Linked DNA regions of Mus musculus: regions 1, 2, 3 and 4 are each linked to region 5. A link is a loop called in an ENCODE intact Hi-C map of the cell type or tissue named here. Cell type or tissue: left cerebral cortex. All regions are shown on one strand.

Region 1 (4,000 bases), 160 kb before region 5:
CTGTCCATCAACTCTCCTGGAGTTAGTCTCAGGGGGCTCCCGTGTACCTAGCTCGAGGGTTTGACCTGAGCCTCCGGGTCTGTCTGTCTGTCTGTTTGCCTATCTGTTTGTGTTCCTGTGCTGTTACAAGCTCTGGGATGGACAGGATACAGTAGGGATAGAGAGCACCTGAACACCCCTGTGCTGGCCAGATCCTCTCCTTCAGCTTCCCTGAGACCTTACTGCGCGGAAGTCCTGCCCCCATTCTAACTTGGCAGGGCCGGAGGGGAAGCTGGTGCAGAAATTCCAATCAAAGGCGAATGTGTCCTGGAGGGGCTCTATGCTCTCCCTGCCCTGCTGGGTCACAGATACTCCAGGTGTGTTTGTGTCTGAGAGATTGCTCCAGGGTTTGAAGCTTCTGATATTTCCAGTGGGATTGCTAGTTTGGCTTGCAGGGGCCTCCTTCCCCGGTTGGTGTCCGCACCGTGGCCCAGAGCTGGGAAAAGAGCTTCAGAGAACTCTGACTTGCTTGCTGTCCAGCTTCTGTAGGGCCTCCCCTGGTGTGGACAATCGCTTCCTCGCTGTCTGCGTTTCAGATGTAGTCTCCTATGATCTCTCCCCTCACAGCCACTGCAGACCGCCGCAGGAGGCAGACCTGTGACACTCATTCTCCAGCTATTCCAGCATGTGCACCTTGGCCCGGCACAGTTTTACCTCTGGCTCTTGACCTCTTCTTCTGATGGCTCGTTGTGAGTGACTGGCCCTCTGAGCCAAGCGACTGTTATCTTGGGGAGTTCTGCTGCAAAAGGCTGATCCCAGAAAGGCTTGCTGACGGTTTGCAGCCACTATGGAGGGGTGGAAAGTTATAAGACCCTCACCTGAGTATCCAGACTATCACCTGCTGTTTGTGACTCTGCCTTAATTGCATGTGACAACAGGGAAGGGCTAGAGGGACCAAGGAAGACTAGGGGAGAGGGCTCCATCTATGCATCTAAGGGAAAGCTGTTGGGTAAGGGCTGTCTAGGTGCTATCTGTTGGGGGTAGCAATGCCCACACCCCTGCATGTAACCCCTCACCTGTGTTGTGTAAGGAAGGCCAACTTATTGGCTCCCCAGAGAGAACCTTGGTGGAATTGCGCCTCAGTTTACCATTGGGGCCTTAGGAGAAGGGGAAGCCATTGCTTATGTCTCTCCCTGGGGAGAAACTTTAATATCATGGCTCCACTCCAGATCTTGCTGATCCCAGCAGGCAGGCAGAGGGCCACTCTGAGGCCTTTACATCTGCTGTGTCTCCCCGAAACTTCTGAGAGTTCACATCATACGTCTCTCCAGGCTGAAGTCAAGGGGAAACTCCCCAGGCACCCCCAGTAGTCCTCCCTTCTTCCCTCTCTCTTTTCTTACCTTCCTCCCATCTTCTGTCCTCCCTTCTCTCCTCCCTTCTCTCCCTCTTTTCCTCACCATGGGGTTCTGTGGGGTGGTGGCAGAAAGACTTCTCTACTCTGGGGGGTTAGCTTTGGCTGTCCTCAAAGTTTTGCCTGCTGATTATGCTGTATTTGTGCTTCTCACTGGCATCTGTGCCTCCCACACACGGGCCAGGCAGGACCTTCAGTGCCAAGACACCAGTGCCTACAGAAGGCACTGGTCCTGAGTGTAGAGATCTACATCTGACTCTGTAGCGCTTCAATCTGCCCTGCAATCTCCAGTCGTACCTGTAGGGGGCAGCCTTGCACCGATGTGGACAGGCCTATGAGGTCCATTTGCCAGGATCTGGTGTAGTTGACAGGTGGGGCAGCTTTGCAAAGCCCTTGCTTGTTCCGTGGTTACTAAAGTCAAGTGCATTGGGCCACAGGGAGCATGGTGCCATCCCAGCTGTCCATTGCTGTCCTGCCCTGCCCTGTTGCCGACTGCTGTGCTGTCTCTACCTGCACGCTTGGAGTCTCTGTGCAGGGACTGGGCTGCTCCTGGACAGCCCATTGGGCCAGAGTGTCACTTGTGGCTGCACCCTGGCTGTGCCTCTCTTCAAGATGTCAGAAGATAGTGAAGAGGCTGCTTCTGAGGGTTGGAGATGTTTACCACTAAACGCGGAGCTCCTGTCACCATGGCAACATCCCAATCTCCTCAGATCCCCACATCTGCCCAGCACCTGGCTTTTCTTAATTTGAGTCTCAGACATTGACTCATGGAGCCTCCCGGCACCCGAGAATTCATTTTGTAATTATCCCATCCTACAGGTAGAGAAACTGAGGCCAAGAGCGGTCGGAGACCCAGGTCTCACATCAGGGTTATGCTCCCTTGGCTTCCGGTAACAGCCTCTATATTCTCCCTCTACTAGCTTCTTGGCAACTCGTGACTCACTTTGGAAAAAGGTCCCAGCTTGCTGCCTTCATGTCTGGAGCGGGCTGTGTGCCAACTGCTGAGGGTCAGAGTACTGGCAATCCGGTGCACATGGACACATAGGGCAAGAGGCCTGGGCTTAGGGGAGAAGGGGACAGGAAGAGGTGAGGAGGCAGTCTCTCCTTCACTCTCGGGAGCCTGGGCTTTGTGATTGCCTGTAAATTCTGTTCTTTTCTCAGCTGCCCTTGTCTGTGATAGGGGCTGCTCTGGTGAGCATAGGAGCACATTGTGGGGTCTTCCTTTCTGGAGGGCTTTAGCCTCTTGCCCACATGCATGTCCCTACCTTTTCCTTCAGCTGCTACCTTCCTGAGAGGCTCCTCTGATATGCACCCTGCTTGGGGGTGAGCCTGGAGGGCACATCTGGTTATTGCCCCATACAGCATACTCCCTCCTTGGATAGGTCTCCTTCTAAGTGCCCAGCCTTAGCAGAGAAATGAGCCTGGTAGAGGCAGGACCTCCCCCCTACCCTGACCACCCTCCTAGGCTGTTCCTTCAGAGGATCCTCTTGTCCCTAGGGCATTCAGGGATGCCACTTATTGGTCAGAACCCGAAGAGGAGGAGCCTGCTCCAAAGCCCTTATCCTGGGCCCTTCCCATCCAGGATCCTCAAGGATGGGCAGGGAAGGGAGTGGGGAGGGATGGCCATTAGCAGATGCTGTGTCAGCTGCTGATTCATTAAAGTCACGGGTGTCACTCTGTGAGCCAGAGGCTTGGGCATCCCCCACTGATCTCTAGAGGCTCTCTAGGCAGTATTTCTAGCAGGATGGATGGTGGATCTCCCAGCCCTCCCTCCCTCCTCCCCAGGTTCCCACCTGCCTCCCAGGCTTCTCCCCCTCCCCACCGCACCCCAGGCAGGGGGGTCCCCTCCTGACTTCCACTTCTTCAGCTTCCAGGAAGGAGCAATTACTGGTGCACTGAAGCTGCACGGTGCCACCCAGCCTGCGCTTGTCCCCATGTTTGTCAGGAGCCGGCAGCCTCATTTACCCTGCTAACTGCAGGCCTGATAAATGTGAGCGCCATCAGATGATCCTGGCAGAGGACAGAGAAACACAGCCTTATGATTGCTTCCAACCCCCAAGATGAGACTTCCTGGCCCTGCCCATTCCACTTTGTGCCCCTTGTTACCCAGGTGTGGAGACACCCTTACTATTGGAATCCCAGCATGGCACATACATTTTGCTCAGGGAAAGGCTGGCTCCTCTAGGGTCTACAATGTGCTACTGGTTCTGGCTTCTTTATCACCCACTCTTGGCAGGGAGAGGCAAGGCCCTGAGTAGCTATCCAGGGCCTGAGGAGCAGGCTGCACAGAGCCTCCACCCTATGTAGTCTTTGGCTTTTATTCTGTGTGAAGCCAGGAGCCCTCTGGATCTAGAGCTTCAAGGACACCCAGGACCAAGGATGGGACAGACTCGGGACTGTTAGCTGGTGACAAGCGGCTGCCTTCTGAAGCAGACCCAAAAGTAGCTCCAAGGGGCTCAGGACATAAATAAAGGGAGGATCCAGGATAGCTCAGGTATGAGCCAAGAACTGGAGTCCCACTTTCTGAGATGGGGCAGGAGTGGGGCTCTGGTGGCCCCACTTGATGACTCTGATGCAGTTGCCAAGGATTCAGTGTCCCCACAGTTTACC
Region 2 (4,000 bases), 170 kb after region 5:
TCTTGGCACAGATGGGGGTGCCTGCGGAGGTGGAGACAGGAGGCTCCCTAGAGCTCACTGGTCAGTTAATCTTGCCTAACTGGTGAACTTCAGGGTCAGTGAGAGACTGTGCCTCGAGAAAGAAGGTGGAGAGCAACTGAGGAAGATATCTGACACTGACCTCTGACCTTCACTCACACACACACACACACACACACGCACGCACACGCATGCCTTGCCATCACCATCCCAATCACCATGTCCAAGGGTCAGAAAAAAGTTAAGTTGGTGCCACACTCCAAGCCCTGGAAAGGAGGCAGGTGGGCCACCCAGGGTAGCCGCCCCATCCACTGTGACCTTGTGGCACACCATTCAGAGCTCAGTGTGCAGCCTTAGCCTCAGCTGGGGGTCAGTCATCTCAGATGCTCCGTCTGAACATATGGTAAGCAGCTGGCAGCAGACAGAGCCAAGCCTGAGTGTACCACAGTATCCAGCACACCAGTGCCTGTAGAGCAAAGCCGAGCTCTGACGTTTTCGTGATAAAACCTAGGTGTCTACAAAACCATCCTCATGGTCCAGCCGTATTCTTTAAATCAAATTATTAACTGGGCAGTGGTGGCACACGCTTTTAATCCCACCACTTGGGAGGCAGAGGCAGGCGGATCTTTGAGTTCGAGGCTAGTCTGGTGTAGAGAGCAAGTACCAGGACAGCCAGAGCTACATAGAGAAACCCTGTCTCAACCTCCCACCCCAAATTAACTAATTAATTAGGTGTGGGAGAGCCTGTGTTTTGTAGGCATGTGTGCCACAGCATGCATGTAAAAGCCAAAGGACAGCTTTCAGAAGTCAGTTCCCCGCTTGCTCCACGTAGGTCTCAGGCATCAAAGGCCATCAGCTTAGGGCAAGCACCCTTCCAGCATCTCATCAGCTTCATTTTTAAGCCACAGAACCTTATTTAAGGTCTGGTATTCTTAACCAAACATCCACATTCACTCTTGACTATTTGGTATTCAGCCCACTGAGGAGTTTGAAACCCCACTCCAGGGAACGGTTAGTCCCATGGTGCTAAATGCCAGCTCTAGGTGGCTGCTCCCCGGTGGGAGCACTCCTGCCCCAGCAACAGGCTCCACACAGTTAGACTCAACCCAAATCCTCACCCACCATTCACTAGCTGCCCCGTCCATATCTCTGGCCTCCACACTCCATTCCTGAGTCTACCTCTGTATTCCACTCTGGCCATTTCTGAAGCCTGGGGCTCGGCTAACACCACTCACCCAGCTCCAACCCCAAACCCTCCATCCTACCCACTCTGCACCCAAAAGCCTAAGTGACCTTTGTAAACACAGGTCATAGTATGGCTTTGTTCAAACCCCTAGTGGCTCTTGTGACAGACTGGAAGGAAACCCTTTGTCTACCAGCCCAGCCAAATTCTAGATCCAATCTCCTTCCCTGCTCACAAAACTGCCTCAGCCTCTGGATCCTGCTTGCCTGGCCACAGACCCTCTGCCTCTGAGGTTGTACAAGGAACTCTGCTGGACCGTAAGCTTCTCGGATGGGTTACCATGGCCACCCAGATGTTCAGCACCTCTTTTGCCAGCCATCACCTTGTCTAAGGACATGACCTTCCCCATCACCACCGATAACCTAGCACTTTAGGCAATGTAAAGTGATGGACTCTGCACCAGTCCTGGCACAAAGGCGTATTTGGTAACACTAAGGAAAGCACCTCAGGGCTGGAGTGGTGACTCAGTGGTTAAGAGCACTGGCTGCCTTTCAGGAGATCTGGGTTTAATTCCCTGCATCCACAAGACAGCCCACAACCGGCCATAAACTCCAGTTCTAGGGGATCTGTTGCCCTCTTGTGGCCTCCACAGACACTGCATGCAAGTGGTAGACACTCGTGCAGGCAAAACATTCATGACATAAAATCAAAACAAATAAACGCTTAAAAAAAGAAAATTAGAAGAGTGGTCAAGATGCCCAAGCCAAGAGGCAGAAGAGAAAAGGGGGTGGGGGTGGGGTGTTGGAAGAAGTCAGAAAAGAACAGGGCAAAATGCCCTGGATAAAAAGGCATTTGGAGATGCTGAGTCCCTGGTCCCGCCCTTGGGTTGCTAAGGTAAGGAAAAACAGGACCTGAACGAACACGACTTGTGCCCAAGGCACCTGACAAACAGCTGAGAGAAAAGCCTTCGGAAGCCAGAGAGCCAATACCTCACCACCTCCCTCTGGCAACGAGGTGGCCAGAGGTGACAGCATAGCCTACAAGACATGCTCACAACAGGGCCAGCCACCATCAGAGCTGGTCCTGAGACTGTCATCCATTGTGGGTGTTTTTGTTTTTGAGAGAGAGAGGGGGGCTTTTGATATGTAGGCTAGGCTAGCCTTAAACTAGCAATCCTCCTGCCTCAGCATCCCAGGTGTAGGATGACAGGCATGAATCACTGCCCCAGGGTAAGGCATCGTGAACATTGCCACCCCTCACCACCGACTCTGTTCTCCATTCTCCTAGCCACTCTTCCCTCATTTCCCCCTGAGGCTCAGACCCCAGTGCTTTGTAAGGCCACCCACTTTAGCCATATGGCACCTGTATGGCCTTTAACTACCCTTGAGACCCACAGCATCTGTCACTGTCTGCTCAGACAGACTGCAGCTCCAGAAGGGCGGGGTAGATCGATGTCTGCTTCGTGACTCACTGACCTAGAAGCCAGTGTTCAGGGAGGCTCAGGATCATTTGATGGAGAGGCTGTCCACCTGACCATCTTTCCTTCCACCCATCTCTCTGGAGAACACACTCAATCATCCTTAGCCAGAACTTGGGGGGACAATAAAGCCTGGAAGCACGAATGAGGACAATGACATGTTCTGAATCAGGACAAGGACATGTCCTCTCAGATGGGTTTGTTGGAGATCAACCCTCTCTCCCACCCCATCCTAACAGTGTTTATAACTAGATGAAACACGGGTGGCCTGAGAGATGAGATAAGGGGCCTGAATCCTCACTGAACGCTGTTTCTTTGGTCCATGACTGCATGAGCATCCGAGATGACCTGCTGCAGCCCCAAGGCTGGGTATGCACTGGCCAGCAAAGAAACCATGGATACGGACAGCAATGAAACCCCAGATGGGGCCAGCAGGAGGTGTACGCCAAGCTCTGGGTCTGTTCCCAAGAGCCCCAGGGCAGGAAGGATGGTGCTACATGGCGGGGTCCTGGCACTCACCCAGAAGTTTCTGGAGCACCTGGCCATCGTACAGGTCCTCCTCCAGCTGCTTCACAATGATGCGCTCCTCTGCCAGCACATCGTTGATCCAGTCCAGAAGTACCTGGGGCAGGTGAGAGGCATTGTCACAGAGTTGCTAAATAAAGCCAGGGTCAGAGCAGGCTCGGGTGGGCAGCGGCCCAAACGCACAGGGGCTACCAGACACCTGCCTGGTGACCACGGAAGACAACAGGTGTCTCTTGGTCCGTGGCCAAGGTAAGAGTGGAGAACTAGATCCATACATGAAGCTAGGACTTCCTAACAGCCCCCAGCAGAGCCTGGCAGAACCCGGGTAGGCTGGGAACCTGCAGAGAGCATGGGTAGAGAGGATGACACCTATCTCCTAGCGGAAGAACTCGCAGGTGCACCTTCGAGCAGTGGGCGCTTGGAGGCGCCATATTCTTGTACACTGGGTTGAGTTGACCCTTGGGTTATTCAAATGCTGATTTCTCTGCTCTCAGATCCCATTTCGTAGCATTGTAATGCTTACACCAAACATCTCCTGTCTCAAGTTTGTGTAAACAATCCTTATCTTTTATCCTCTGCCTTGTCAATAAATGCTGATCACCCCAGTGGGTGGGCAGAGTTAAGAATAGGGTGGGATGTCCATCAATTAGAGGAAGGAGAGAGGAAGAGAGGAAGAGTCAGATCAGCTAGGATGGAGGATTTGAAGCCATAAGGAAAAGGTCTGGAGAAAGATCATGGAAACACACCTGAAGCCCAAAGAGCCAGATCAATAATGATATGCAAGTATCATGGGATGG
Region 3 (4,000 bases), 150 kb before region 5:
AAGGGGCCATTCTTTTCCACGGTGTTACCTGGATGTCATCTGTCAGGGACCTGGCTTCAAGGAAGGCTTGAAGACAAGAAGACAGCTCCTACAGAAGACAAGGGGCCTGGGCTGGTCCTGGAAGTCTGTCCGATTCTTACAGGTCCAAGTCATCCTCTCTGGAGTCATGTCTCTGTTGCAACTTTCTAAGGTATGATGGGACAGGCTTGTAAGCTCAGGATTCAATAGGCTGAGGCAGAAGACTCATGAATTTGGAGGCCTTCTGTGGGTAGCAATTTCTGTCTTAGCAATTTTCTTAAGTCTCTGGTCTCTGTGGCACTGAGACATTGAGGTTCCTCTCATGGTTTCTGTCATGTGGCTATGTCACACACCAGTGACCTCTGCTTGTACTGTCATTGAGGTGGAAGGCAGCCTGTTACCAAGGCTTACCCTACTTCAGGTAGTAGTACCATCGCTGTAGTACTGGTACTCAATGAGGCTGAATTGTCTTTCATTGTCAAGTGGGAAGCGGAGACACAGGAAGAAATGGACCTTGGGGGTAGGGCATGGTTGGGGCTGTCCTGAGTGTTGTGCTGAAACTTCTTATAAAGGGTTTTTACTAGATTATAGATTTAGACCTTGTCTCAGACAAACATACAAAAATAAAGAGGTGTGATAATACATTGCCCTGCCCCTTCCAGTCCTTTCTCTCTGCTCCCTGTGTGTGCGCAGCTGAGCTGTGACTTCTCAGCTTCCTGCTCTGCCTACTTGCTACCTTGTATGCTTCCCTGACATTGGGACCAGTCACCAATTGCTTTTGGTCACCGGGTTTTATCATAGCAACAGAAAAGTAACCAATACACTCAAAGCCCACCCCCACTTCCTCCAGGAAGGCTGTATCTAAAGTTCCATAATCTCTGCAAACAGAACCATTAGCTGGGGACCAACTGTTGGACACCTGAACCAGCAGGAGGTGGACATTTCTCATTCAACCCCCCACCGCTACTACTGGGGAGGCTTTAGCCTCAAGGTAGACCAGCAAAGGGGAGGGAGCCAGAGTGAAAACATTTTGGGAGCCCACGGGTGGGTAAGTGAGAGCACACAGGGCAGGCTGGAGAAAATGGACATTCAGCCAGCAGTGTTGAAAGCCAGGGACCGTCAAGAGGCTTGCAGGCCGTGATGACAACTTTCCTGACAGCTAAGGAAGGGAGTCCATGTCAAACCAAATGGTTTGCTAGCCAGGATTTACTCTCAAGGGAGGGGAAAGTGCAGGCCTCTGGACTTAGCAGAAACAACACTGGAAGCTGGGGAACACCTGAGTATTAAACTCTGCCCCTCTTATACCAATGGCGATCATCCAGCTCAGATCTCTGTTCTGGGTGACCTCAGGGAGCCTGGCTGCCAGGCTGACAACTTATGGGATGCTGGCTGGCAAAGGCCAAGCTCTAGGTGACATGATGGGGTGATGGACCCATGCCAGGGGCTCAGTGGAGTCCAGTGTTGCCCTGCCATATTCCATGCTCATGTTTGGCCACTGACCCTGTTCCCAATAGTAGCCTGGCCATGTGACAAGGTGGCAGATTCTTGTGCACTCTGCAACTGCCCCTTAGTGCTCCCACTTTGGTGCTCCCATCTAGATGCACCTGCCTTGATGCTTCTACTTTGGTGCTCCCACCTTGGTGCTCCCACTATGGTGGCCAGATGTGCACTACTTCTGTGGGTTTGCTCTACACCTATTTTTGGCTCCTCCCATGACTGTGCACTGTCTAAATCCCAGGAGTACCCTCATCCCAGAGCACTCCTCACACCCCCCTTCCTGGACCAGATGCTAAACAGTAGACCTGTGCCAGCTGTTATCCAAGTATGAGTGTGACCAAGATACCACATAGAGTGGTCCATGTCATGTGGGTGTTTTTCACTGTGTGGTGTATAGACTTTTCCCACTATGACAGATGCCCAAGAGAACCAATTTGATAGGAGAAGGATTTGTTTCAGCTCAGAGTCTCTGAGGGCTCAGACCATGGTGGGCTGCTCCATTGTTGTGAGATGGAGTGAGGCAGAGACTCATGGCAGGAGTGTGTGGCAGAGTCAAGCTTCATTCTCCCATCATGGTAGCTGAGACTCAGGGGAGTGAGGAAGAGCCAGGGATATGATACAGCACTCAAGGACACACCTCCAGAAACCTTCCTCTAGCAAGGCCTCATTTTCTAACATTTCCAGAACATTCCCAAATAGTTTGGGGCTAAGGCTTTGATGTGTGACCACATGGGGGAGCACTCTGAAGACTAGGAATAGGAGGCCTGGGGAGGTGCCTCTGTTAGTAAAGTATTTGCTTTGTAAGAGTCAGAACCCAAGTTTGATGGCTGTAACCATGAACCAGACAAAGGTGGGGGGTGGAGGCAGGCAGTTTCCTGGATGCTCTCTGGCTGGCTAGCTTGGCCCCACCTTGGCAAAGTTCTAGGCCAATGAGACTCTGTCTCAAAGAAAACGTGGAAAGCACCCAAGGAGCAACAAACACCCAAGTTGTCCTGCCACCTCCACGTGCAAGTGTTTGGATCTCTCTCTCTCTCTCTCTCTCTCTCTCTCTCTCTCTCCCTCCCTTCCTCCCTCACACACACCCCCATAAATCACTGAGAAGAGCTAAGAATGTGGCTCAATAGGTAGAATGACTGCCAAGCATACGTGAGGTCCTGGGGTTCGATCCCCAGCACCAACTAAACCAAATGTGGTGATACACACCTGTAATCCCAGCTCTCAGGAGCTAGATACAGAAAGGTCACAGGTTCAAAGTCATCCTTGGCTACACAGGGAGCTTGGGGACCAGCCTGGGCTATATGAGATCTTGCCTCATACATTAGGAAAAAAAATAGGGACGAGAAAGTTACAGGAATTTTCAGGGTACAGAAACTCTACCGCAGGGGGAGTTTTAGGATGCCTGATGGGATGGTAAGGCTGGCCAATAGCCCAGATGTGAGTGCCAGGGGTCAAGAGAGAGCCACAGGAGAGAAAGTGTCTGAGGCAGGTGAATGCCAGGAGTTGGGGGAGAGGGTTTAAAACTTGTATGAGAATACAATGCCCCAGGTGAAGCCTCTTTTGGAGAAGAATGTGAGGAGGGGAGAGCACTATGCACCGCTTCTGCCGCTAGTCTGCACAGTCACATGGCCATTTCTGATTCTGTTAGGAGTTTGTATGGACTATGGCAGGATGCTGGGCAGATGGCAGGGTACAAGAGGGTCTGGTGGTGATTTAGAGGGGGCCTTACATCTATAGTGGATGTCAAGGGAGACACCGTTGTGTGCAAACCCCACAACTTAACAAAATACACATACTACTGAGACAGTACCAGTTGGATCTGTAATGTCCCCCAAAGGCCAATGTGCTTAAGACACTTATATCCCAATTAGGCCCTGCTGGGAAGTGGTGAGACTTGGGAAGGTGGAGTCTAATGGGAGATTTGAGGGGGTGTGTCCTACAGGAGAGGGTGAGGTCCCTCCTATTTCTTGGCTTTGCTCCTCCATGTGTCCCTTGGTGATGTGCCATCTAATCACAGGCCAAAGCAATAGGGTAAATGGGTCATTGTGCCAAAGAAACCTTTCCTCTTGTTAAGCTGATTATCTCATGTATTTCGCTGCTATCATAGAAAGCTGACTAATGCACCAAGATAAAGGCCAAAATAGTCACATAAAAGAGTTGAAGTAGTTTGGGGGGAGGGAAGGGGTGGGGAGGGTGTGTGAGATCTGCTGTTACAGAGAAACAGATGCTAGAATGACTTGGCTCTTTAACACATGTACGTGTGGGGCTTAGAGAAATCAACACTAGAAACATTGTAGCAGCCTTGACTGGCCTCAGAATCTTGATTCTATTACCAGAAACACCTCTTTTTTCCCTGGCAAGCACCAAGTGTCAGGCTTTAGGCAGAGGCAATTGAACATGGCCTTCACCGACTCCCAAGTACAGCCTTGACTCTCTCAGACCTGCTACAGAGGACATTTCCTCTGTAGATCTCCCTAAAACCGATACT
Region 4 (4,000 bases), 190 kb after region 5:
GCAAAGAGCAGGTGTCAGACTCAAACCAGCACAGTGCCTATGGGAGGCTCAGGGCCATCTAAGCTCAAAGGGCTGTGGTAAAGCTGAAAATGCAGGCCCAGTCCAGGGGGAAAGGAAGTGTGGACCACAGCTATGGAGCAGTGAGGGCCAGCAAACAGCACAGGCCACTGGGGAAGGTCAGAGACTGCTGGAACCTCAACTTCAGGTACCCCAGGTTGCCGCTAGGGTCAAACCCAGGGACTCACACACACTAGGCAAATGCTCTGCCATTGAATTACGTCCCTAGTCCTTCCTTTTGGACACTGTCTTAGTTAAGGTTACTATTGCTATGGCGAAAGGGCTGGTTTGGTTTATGCCTCCAGATCATAGTCCCTCACTGAAGGAAGTCAGGACAGGAACTCAGGCAGGACAGGAACCTGGAGGCAGGAGCTGATGCAGAGGCCATGGAGAGGTGCTGCTTACTGGCTTGCTTCCCCTGCCTTGCTCAACCTGCTTTCTTATAGAACCCAGGACCACCAGCCTGGGGATGGCCCTGCCCACAATCACTAATCACTGCCCTCCCCCATCAATCACTAATTAAGAAAATGCTCTAATAGGCTTGCCCACAGCCCAACCTTATGGAGACCTTTTTCCAATTGAGGTTCCCTCCTCCCAGATGACTATAGCTTGTGTCAAGTTGTCATAAAACTAGCCAGCCCGGTGGCTCAGGCTGTCCTGGAACTCTCAATCCTCCTGCCTCGGGCCTCCCAAAGTGCTGGGACTACAGTATGTGACACCATGTCCAGCCAGTGTCACCACTGCAGAGTCACACAGCATACTGGCTAGTCTAGAGGACTTCAGCCCTATGACTTGATTCCCTGCTTTTGAAGCTGCACCCTACACCCCAGCCCCGCACAGAAGGGCTCCCCTGATCATCATCTGTTCTCTTGGCTCAGACCCTCAGCTCAGGTGCTGATGATCAATGACTCTTAACCCCAGGCCACACAGCAGGCCTTTTGCCGCAAGCCTTGGAGTCCCCAACTTAGGAAGGGTTGCTTTTGATCCCACTTCCTTTCAATCAATTCCACTGCCTTTCGACAAGTGATTTTAATCATGGTTGGGGGGAGGTGCAGAAGAATTCGGAGAGAGAAGAGCGTGCAACACCCCAAATACAAACAAACAAATAAACAGCAAAAGAGCAAAATGCAGATTTCCCTGCCGGTGGTGAACACACATCGTGCCATCCCTCTGAGAAAGCTATACAGGTTGCTTGCTCACCAAGGCAGACTGGGAATGAAATCTGCTGGTCGCTCGAAGCGGCAGAACAAGCCTGGTCAAGCTCAATACAGATAGAGAAATGCACTGTGTAGAACAGGAATGAGAGCAGAAATGGCAGCAGGAGAGTCACTCCTCAGCGGAGCCGGCGAGGCCCGCTTCCCAGCTGTGGAACCAGCGGTAATTAATCTGATCGGTAATGTTCCCACATACCCAGAAGTCCAAAGCGGTTCTGCTGAGAAAATAAGAAGATTAAATCATTAAGCCATTAACAACAACAACAAAAGAGCTCTACTGTACACCTGCCACGGGGAGAACCACTCCCCCCGCCCCCAAACTGGGCTGAGAGCAGGAACGCTATGTACATGGCGCCCTCTAGTGGTCATCTGTACTATGGCTGTCTGACGAGACTTCGTTCGGGAGGCAGGTCCAGTTTAATCTTCTTTGGCTGAGATAAAAAGCAAAGACCTGGGTTGGGGGGCGGGGACGGGGGGAGGGGTGCTCAGAACACTAGCACTGGACTCTGCAAGCTTGGCAGATGAGGAGCCAGGGCTAAGAGCCTATGTAGACACGCTCCCTGCCCCTGACACTCTTGGAACCCACGGATCCCACGCACTTCCCCAACACATTGGCCTCCCTTGACAGCTCCTTTCTTCGAGGCATTGTCACAGTTTGGCACATCTGCGCCAAAGGTTTAGCTGCCATCACTTCTGTAAAGGGCAGGCGTGTCACCTGCTTGTCTCCTGGCTCCTCAGGGCATCAGGCAGAGAGCAAACTGCTCAGAGAACAGCTGGCTAATCCTCAGTGAGTTCAGGAGCAACTGGGCCAGCAATCTGCAGCTTTAATCAATCATTTATTTGCAGTTATTTTCCCTATTTTGGTCTTTGGAGAACAATCTTGATACGTAGCCCAGGCTAGCCTCAGACTCACAGGCCTTCTCCTGCCTCATTGGTCCAATTGCTGAGTGGGATTACAGGCATCTGCCATCATTCCTGCCTGGGGATTCTCGCTGTAACTCCCTGGACCTCTTTCTCCTACATCTTTTATGGTTGCATGGTGCTTCCCCTTCTGTGATGAAAAAAATGAATGTATACTGAAGTTAGCTTGGGTAGTACAAGCAACCCCATGGGGTCTCCAGGCAGGAAGAGAAGCCTGGAACAGAGACAGACTGGGAGATGCAGTGTGCTGATGGCTGGGGGGATGGCGGGGACAGCACGGGTCCTTTCAGAACTGGAAGAGGTCAGAGATGAAAACTCATCGAAGCCTCCAGAAGGCTGGAAAGCCCAGCCCTGATCCTGACTGATGACGTTCAGGGCTGTAAGGCAACACACAGACTCCCGTTCTAACTAATGAGGTTCTGGTGCCTCATTGCCACAGTCCTACAGAAACAAACAAGGGCATGGGGGGCACGTTGCTTTGATCCCAGCACTCCGAAGGCAGGCAGATCTCTGTAAGTTCAAGGCCAGCCTGGTCTACACAGCGAATTCCAAGACAGCCAGGGCTACATAGAGAGACCCTGTCTCAAAAAGACAGAAAGGAAAAAAACAAACAAGGAGGGTGGCTACCAGAAGCCTTGCACATCCAGATAGACTCTCCCACTGGCCTTTCAAGAGCTGTTGAAAGAGACAAGCCTGGGTCACTCAGCAGCAGAACTTTAGACAGAAAGGAAGAGCTGTTTGACCTCACTGTAGAGAGCACCGCCCCTCCCTGATCCACACAGCAAGGCAGCCACTGGTCCTTGACACAGAGGTCAGGGTGGGGGGTCTTCTAGAAAACAGATTTCCCAACAGGCATTGGCTTTTATGGGCAGACACCACAGGACGGCCACCCGCAGCACCTGAAGCCACCTCCCCTGAGCTAGCCTCTCCGAAGGTTTACCCAGCAGCCTTGGCCTGAAGGCAGTTGGGGACCAGGCTACCTCCAGCTTTCCACACTGCCTGGCCATTTAATAGTTTTCACAGGAGCAGTCGGAGGTGTGCTAATTGCTTGCCCTTTGCAGCCACAGCTGAGCCCCATAAGCCGCCCTCCTCCTGAAGCTTTGTCTTCTCTGCTTTGTCCCCAAGGCCACCTCCTTGGCCCCTGACCAACAGGGCAAGCATATTCTCTCCTCTGCTCCATTCCCCGGGTAACAAGTTCTTGAGAACTGTGGACATTTTCAAATCCACACACAAGCCACTAGCTTCTGTGAGACCCTGGAGGAGGTGGCCCCGGAGCCGTGTTTTGAAGGTGGCTGGCCTGCCAGGAAGATGAGATTCCATCCTTTTGTTTCTGCCATGTGGGGTACTTATGAACAACCTGGCAAACATATCCTTCGATGTAAGGGCCTGTGGCCTGCAGGGGTGTTATAAACCAGGGACAGGAAGTACTGCTCCTCCGTCGTCCCCATGAGAAAGCTAGCCCATCTTCATTCTCCTCTTTCTTCATCTGGTCCCATTCAGCATCCAGCTGGAAGTAAGTCCCCAGTCCAGAGAGATGCTGTGGGAGAGGCCAGAGACTTCAGGGACAGCTCCATGGAGCAGGAAGCAGACCTCTCTATCCAAGCCTGCCACCCACTTCCTCTGCGTTATTGACTGCAGCAGGCTGGAAGAGTGTGGCCACTTGACAGGGAGCAGGGATGTGCCCAGGGAAGGCAGGGAAGTGCTGACCCTCATTTCAGCCAAGTCAGTTCTGAAGTCCCTTTGCACGCGCACGCACACATACACCCATACACTCACACACACACATCCTAACAAGTAAGAGCTGAGTA
Region 5 (4,000 bases):
GAGCTGTCCTGCCTCACCTCCTTCAGGGCTAGCATGGTTGTCACAGCTGCAGTCAGAAGGGAGCAGGAGAGGAGAGAACAGAGAACTGGGCATCTTCGTTTAGTCCTGGTATAGGCAGCCAGGTCTTTGACCATTCTTTAGGGCCTGTGGATTGGGAAGCTTTCTGGATCCCCAGGTCAGTTCTCTAAGTCTGAGCTCCCAAGTCCCCAAGATGGCTGTGGCATCTGTAGCTTGCTCATTTCTGTGTACCTGACCCGGTCAGCCAGTTGCGTGTTCCCCCCACCCCCGGATAAGCGAAGTGAGGGAATGTGTGCCTCCTCCCACCCCCGACGACCCCAACCCCGACCACCCCCCCCCCCGAAGCATCAGTGGAGAGCTGATGCTCTACGTGGCTTCCCAAGTCTCTGGGCAGCCTGACTTTGGCAGCTCTGTTCCTACAGCACAGAGAAGCCAGGGCTGTGCTGTGATCTGCGTGGCTCCAGAAGAGACTGGGAAACAAACATGCAGTTAGCTGTCCAAAGTGGAAGGTCAATAGGCTTTATCTGGGTAGCTTTCACCTCAGAGTCTCTACCTTCCACCAGGAAGCCTTCCAGGGCTCCTCCAAGTACTTGTTCCAGCAAAGATCTCTCACTCTCTGTGGATAAACAAGGCAACAGGTGCCCCTACCCCCTCCATGAAAAGATCAGAAAGTCCCATGGAAAGTCCCCTGGTCCAGCATTTGTCTGAGGACAGAGCTGAGGCCTGATACAGCCTTATCCTTTCTTGGGGGAACAGGGACCTCTAGACCTCTTGAGCCCTGTTCTACATGCCCAGGGTTAGAACCCTTGAAGAGGAGGAAGGAAGAGACTGATGGTCCCTGGAAGGTGGGGACCACTCCCTGAAGGAAGTCTGGGGGAAGGAACAAAGGGACGTGTCACAGCTGGGGAGCCAGCTGGCTCTTGCCCCCTGGGGCTTTGCCTCCCCCTCAGCCTTCCCCAGGAGGATTCCAGAGAGAGCAGGGTGGAAGCCTTATGCCCCCAACTTCTAATTAAATGGCAGCGATTTTGACGTGGCAGGTGATCTTCTCGGGAAGCCTGGCTTTAAATTTAGCTTCCTCCCCAGCCAGCCCTTTGAAAAGGCTGCACTCCGCGGAGAGAGCATGAGTCATCGCCAGGCCGGCCCGCCTGCCGCTCGCTCGCCTGCCCGGTGAGCAGTTGCTTTTGCGGGGGAGCAGGCCTCCCGAAGGCAGAGATGTAGTAAATAAGGCCGGAGGATGAGGGTGGTGCTGGGGTGCAGAGCAGGGCTCCCCACTGCAGGTGCTGCCGTGATGGGGTGAGAGCAGCTGCTTGGTCAGCTGTGAAGGAACCCAGCCCACCTCCCAGCTCGACTCTGGGTGGGGGAGGGGCTCTACGCGTGACCCCGAGCTGCCTGCTTCACTTGGTCCTCCCTGCTCTGGCAGCCTGTCTCTCTCTCTGCATATGCAAGGGAGAAGGAAGCTGAGAAACACTCTCCTTCCCCCCTTGGCATTTCAGCCCCATTCCTGAGCTTGGGGTGGGTCCCTCGAGGGCTGGCAAGATTGCTCAGTGGGTAAAGGCCTTCCTGCCAAGCCAGACAGACCCGAGTTTATTCCCTGGGACCCATATAGTGAGTGGTAGGAGAGAACTGATTCCTGAAAGTTGTCTTCTGACCTCCACATGTCCACCATGGCATTCAGGTATGTGTGCACATAGACGTATGCACATACAAAATAAACAAGTAGAATGTCATTTAAAAGGGGGGAAAGGGAGGCTGGAGTGTGGCTCAATTAGAAGAGTGTGTGCCCAACATACATATTTAGATTCTGTCCCCACCAACACATAAACTGTGCATGGTGGTGCATGCCTATAATCCTAGCTCTTAGGGAATAGAGGCAGGAGGATCGGGAAAATTCAAGGTCATTTTCGGGAGTCTGAGCCAACCAGGGCTACTTAAGATCCTATCATAAGTAATAAGAAAGAAAGAAAGAAAGAAAGAAAGAAAGAAAGAAAGAAAGAAAGAAAGAAAGAAAGAAAGAGAGAGAAGGAGGGAGGGAGGGAGAGAGAGAGAGAGAGAGGGAGAGAGAGAGAGAGAGGAAATATCTTGGAGTGGCATTGAAGTTTAAGGTACTGAGATGGGAGTTAACAGGGATAGTTGGGGTGGCCCCTGGTACAGCAATACAGCTGCAGCAGTATAGCCACCACTGAAGGATACTGGGGTCAGCTGGACTGAAGCTGTAGCAAGGGCCGTCTCATTGAGCCCTCAGGGAAATATGGCCTCAGACACACCTTGATCCAGGGAAATATAACTTCAGAACTGTGGGGAGTGGAATAGGCTTCCTAGCGTGGTCATTGTTAAAACAACCACAGGGCACTGGGATGCAGTGGCAAGAAGAAGGGAAATGGAGTGGGGCTACACAAATGATAGGACCTCCTTCCCCCTAGAGGACAAGAAGGCATTGGCAGGACCAAGGACCCACTAAACCAGCACTTGCTTGTTGGCCTAATGATACGGTCTGCCATTGATCTTCTTGCTGGTCCTGGTGGTCATCCTACTTTACAAATGAGGAAACTGATGCTAAAGAATTTTGTACCTTAGAGGAGGGATACCTGGGCAATGGGATGCAAGCAGAATCGGGCCCTGTAATTGTGGAGAAAGTACATGTGTAGGGAGGTATGAGGGACCTTATGTGCCCATGCTGGCCTCAGTGTGGGTGGCACAGGCTGCCTGCAGAGGAAGTAGTCAAGGGAGGAGACAGGGGCTTGGGCTGTGTCCTGCGGAATTGGGCTGGCCAGAGGCAGGGCATCAGTGGTCACTAGCCACCATGTCCTCAGGTGCACACACTCATTACAACATGAGACTGCTTAGCATCAGTGTTGGAGGGATGGAGGGAACTCCTCCCAGAAGCCACCATACACAGATCCCTCTCGCCAAGACAGCCTTCCTCACGTGTGGGGATGCACACAGACACGCCATGCATGGAGGCCACGTGGGAATGCCAGGCAAAGTGAGACATCCATACATCCCATACACCCTTTGTGTCTGAATATCTGTTGATGCATCCCCCCAGATACCGTGATCTACACCATGACATTCATCCAATTCACACCACCCATGTACACACAGAAAACATGCTACCCACAGCCACAGCACACACACATACAAAGCAGGCTACATTCGGCTCCCTGCACACACCACACACACCATACACATGTCCCATGACACCTAACACATGCAAACACTCCAGACCATGCCATACAACACATATACAGATGAGACACACGCATAGCATATAACACAGACACAACACACACAACATCTACTGCACAATACCCATGCCTAACACACACGTATCAGATGTCACACAGGGTATCCCACACTACACCCCACTTCTCCCAGCCTGACCTGCTTCCTTGCTGTCCACACTAGAGTGTCTCTGGACTGGCCTTCACTGCAGAGATCTTGGGACCAGGGTCTCAATGGGAGCCAGAGAACCCAGCTCACCTAACCCTGCTCCTACCAAGACCTGAAGTTGCTTCGATTTGTGTGGTCCCCCACACTGACATGGCGTGAGACAGAGGACTCAGAGGAGCACCCTGTCTCTGTCTTTGACCTCAGCTGAAGTAGGGTCTTCCTCAACTTCCTCTTTGGAAGGTTTGCATCAGCAAGAAGGAACACAGAACTGCTTTGGTTTGTGTCCATGACCCTGAGTGCTGAGGAATCACACCACACACACACACACACACACACACACACACACACACACACACTTCTTGCCCTCCCCCAATTACCAAGCAGGCTCTGCCTACCCTCTGGCCCTCTCCAGAGCCTGGCCTTACCTATCTTGGCAGCTTTGGTGCCCTGGCCATTGGCTGAAGTAGTTCCCATGGGCATCCCCAGTCTCAGGTGGGCCCAGTAGGTTAGCCCAGGCTATGTCCATGAAGGGAACCAGAGCCTGGATGCTGTGATGTGGGAACCAGAACCCCTTACCTGCACAGGCTTGGGT

What was found. Hi-C counts contacts between places; a loop is a spot of excess contacts. Peaks named below come from ENCODE experiments on the same cell type or tissue, not always from the same donor. Only the 100,000 strongest peaks of a DNase experiment are listed, where the experiment ranks them.
Region 1: a loop joins it to region 5, with 2.7 times the contacts of the local background. A loop is called at or near these places in 9 of 42 quality-filtered maps.
Region 2: a loop joins it to region 5, with 3.0 times the contacts of the local background. A loop is called at or near these places in 4 of 42 quality-filtered maps.
Region 3: it touches region 5 in a loop (2.3-fold over the local background); 2 of 42 quality-filtered maps call a loop at or near these places.
Region 4: it touches region 5 in a loop (3-fold over the local background); 6 of 42 quality-filtered maps call a loop at or near these places.

The regions. Positions count from the first base shown.
Region 1 is chr15:84,612,132-84,616,131 of GRCm38, reverse strand. No RefSeq gene overlaps it. Among named protein-coding and RNA genes, the nearest start is that of Gm34201, 13 kb to the left of the region's middle. In left cerebral cortex, a CTCF peak has its summit at 1,690 (motif pointing right); DNase peaks (open chromatin) are centred at 1,693 and 2,037.
Region 2 is chr15:84,282,062-84,286,061 of GRCm38, reverse strand. Parvb (parvin, beta) reads right to left here. Exons shown (of 13, transcript NM_133167.3): 4 at 3,198-3,300. Among named protein-coding and RNA genes, the nearest start is that of Gm22890, 39 kb to the left of the region's middle. In left cerebral cortex, a CTCF peak has its summit at 1,842 (motif pointing left); a DNase peak (open chromatin) is centred at 1,818.
Region 3 is chr15:84,595,469-84,599,468 of GRCm38, reverse strand. No RefSeq gene overlaps it. Among named protein-coding and RNA genes, the nearest start is that of Gm34095, 21 kb to the right of the region's middle. In left cerebral cortex, a CTCF peak has its summit at 2,237 (motif pointing right); DNase peaks (open chromatin) are centred at 2,271 and 3,829.
Region 4 is chr15:84,258,132-84,262,131 of GRCm38, reverse strand. All of the region lies in intron 1 of Parvb (parvin, beta), which reads right to left. Among named protein-coding and RNA genes, the nearest start is that of Gm33723, 20 kb to the right of the region's middle. In left cerebral cortex, a CTCF peak has its summit at 1,630 (motif pointing left); a DNase peak (open chromatin) is centred at 1,593; H3K4me3 peaks cover 386 bases.
Region 5 is chr15:84,447,913-84,451,912 of GRCm38, reverse strand. The region is part of intron 2 of Gm33830 (a long non-coding RNA gene); the gene reads right to left. It also overlaps a transcript of Shisal1 not described here. Among named protein-coding and RNA genes, the nearest start is that of Shisal1, 3.3 kb to the right of the region's middle. In left cerebral cortex, a CTCF peak has its summit at 2,463 (motif pointing left); a DNase peak (open chromatin) is centred at 1,145; H3K27ac peaks cover 712 bases.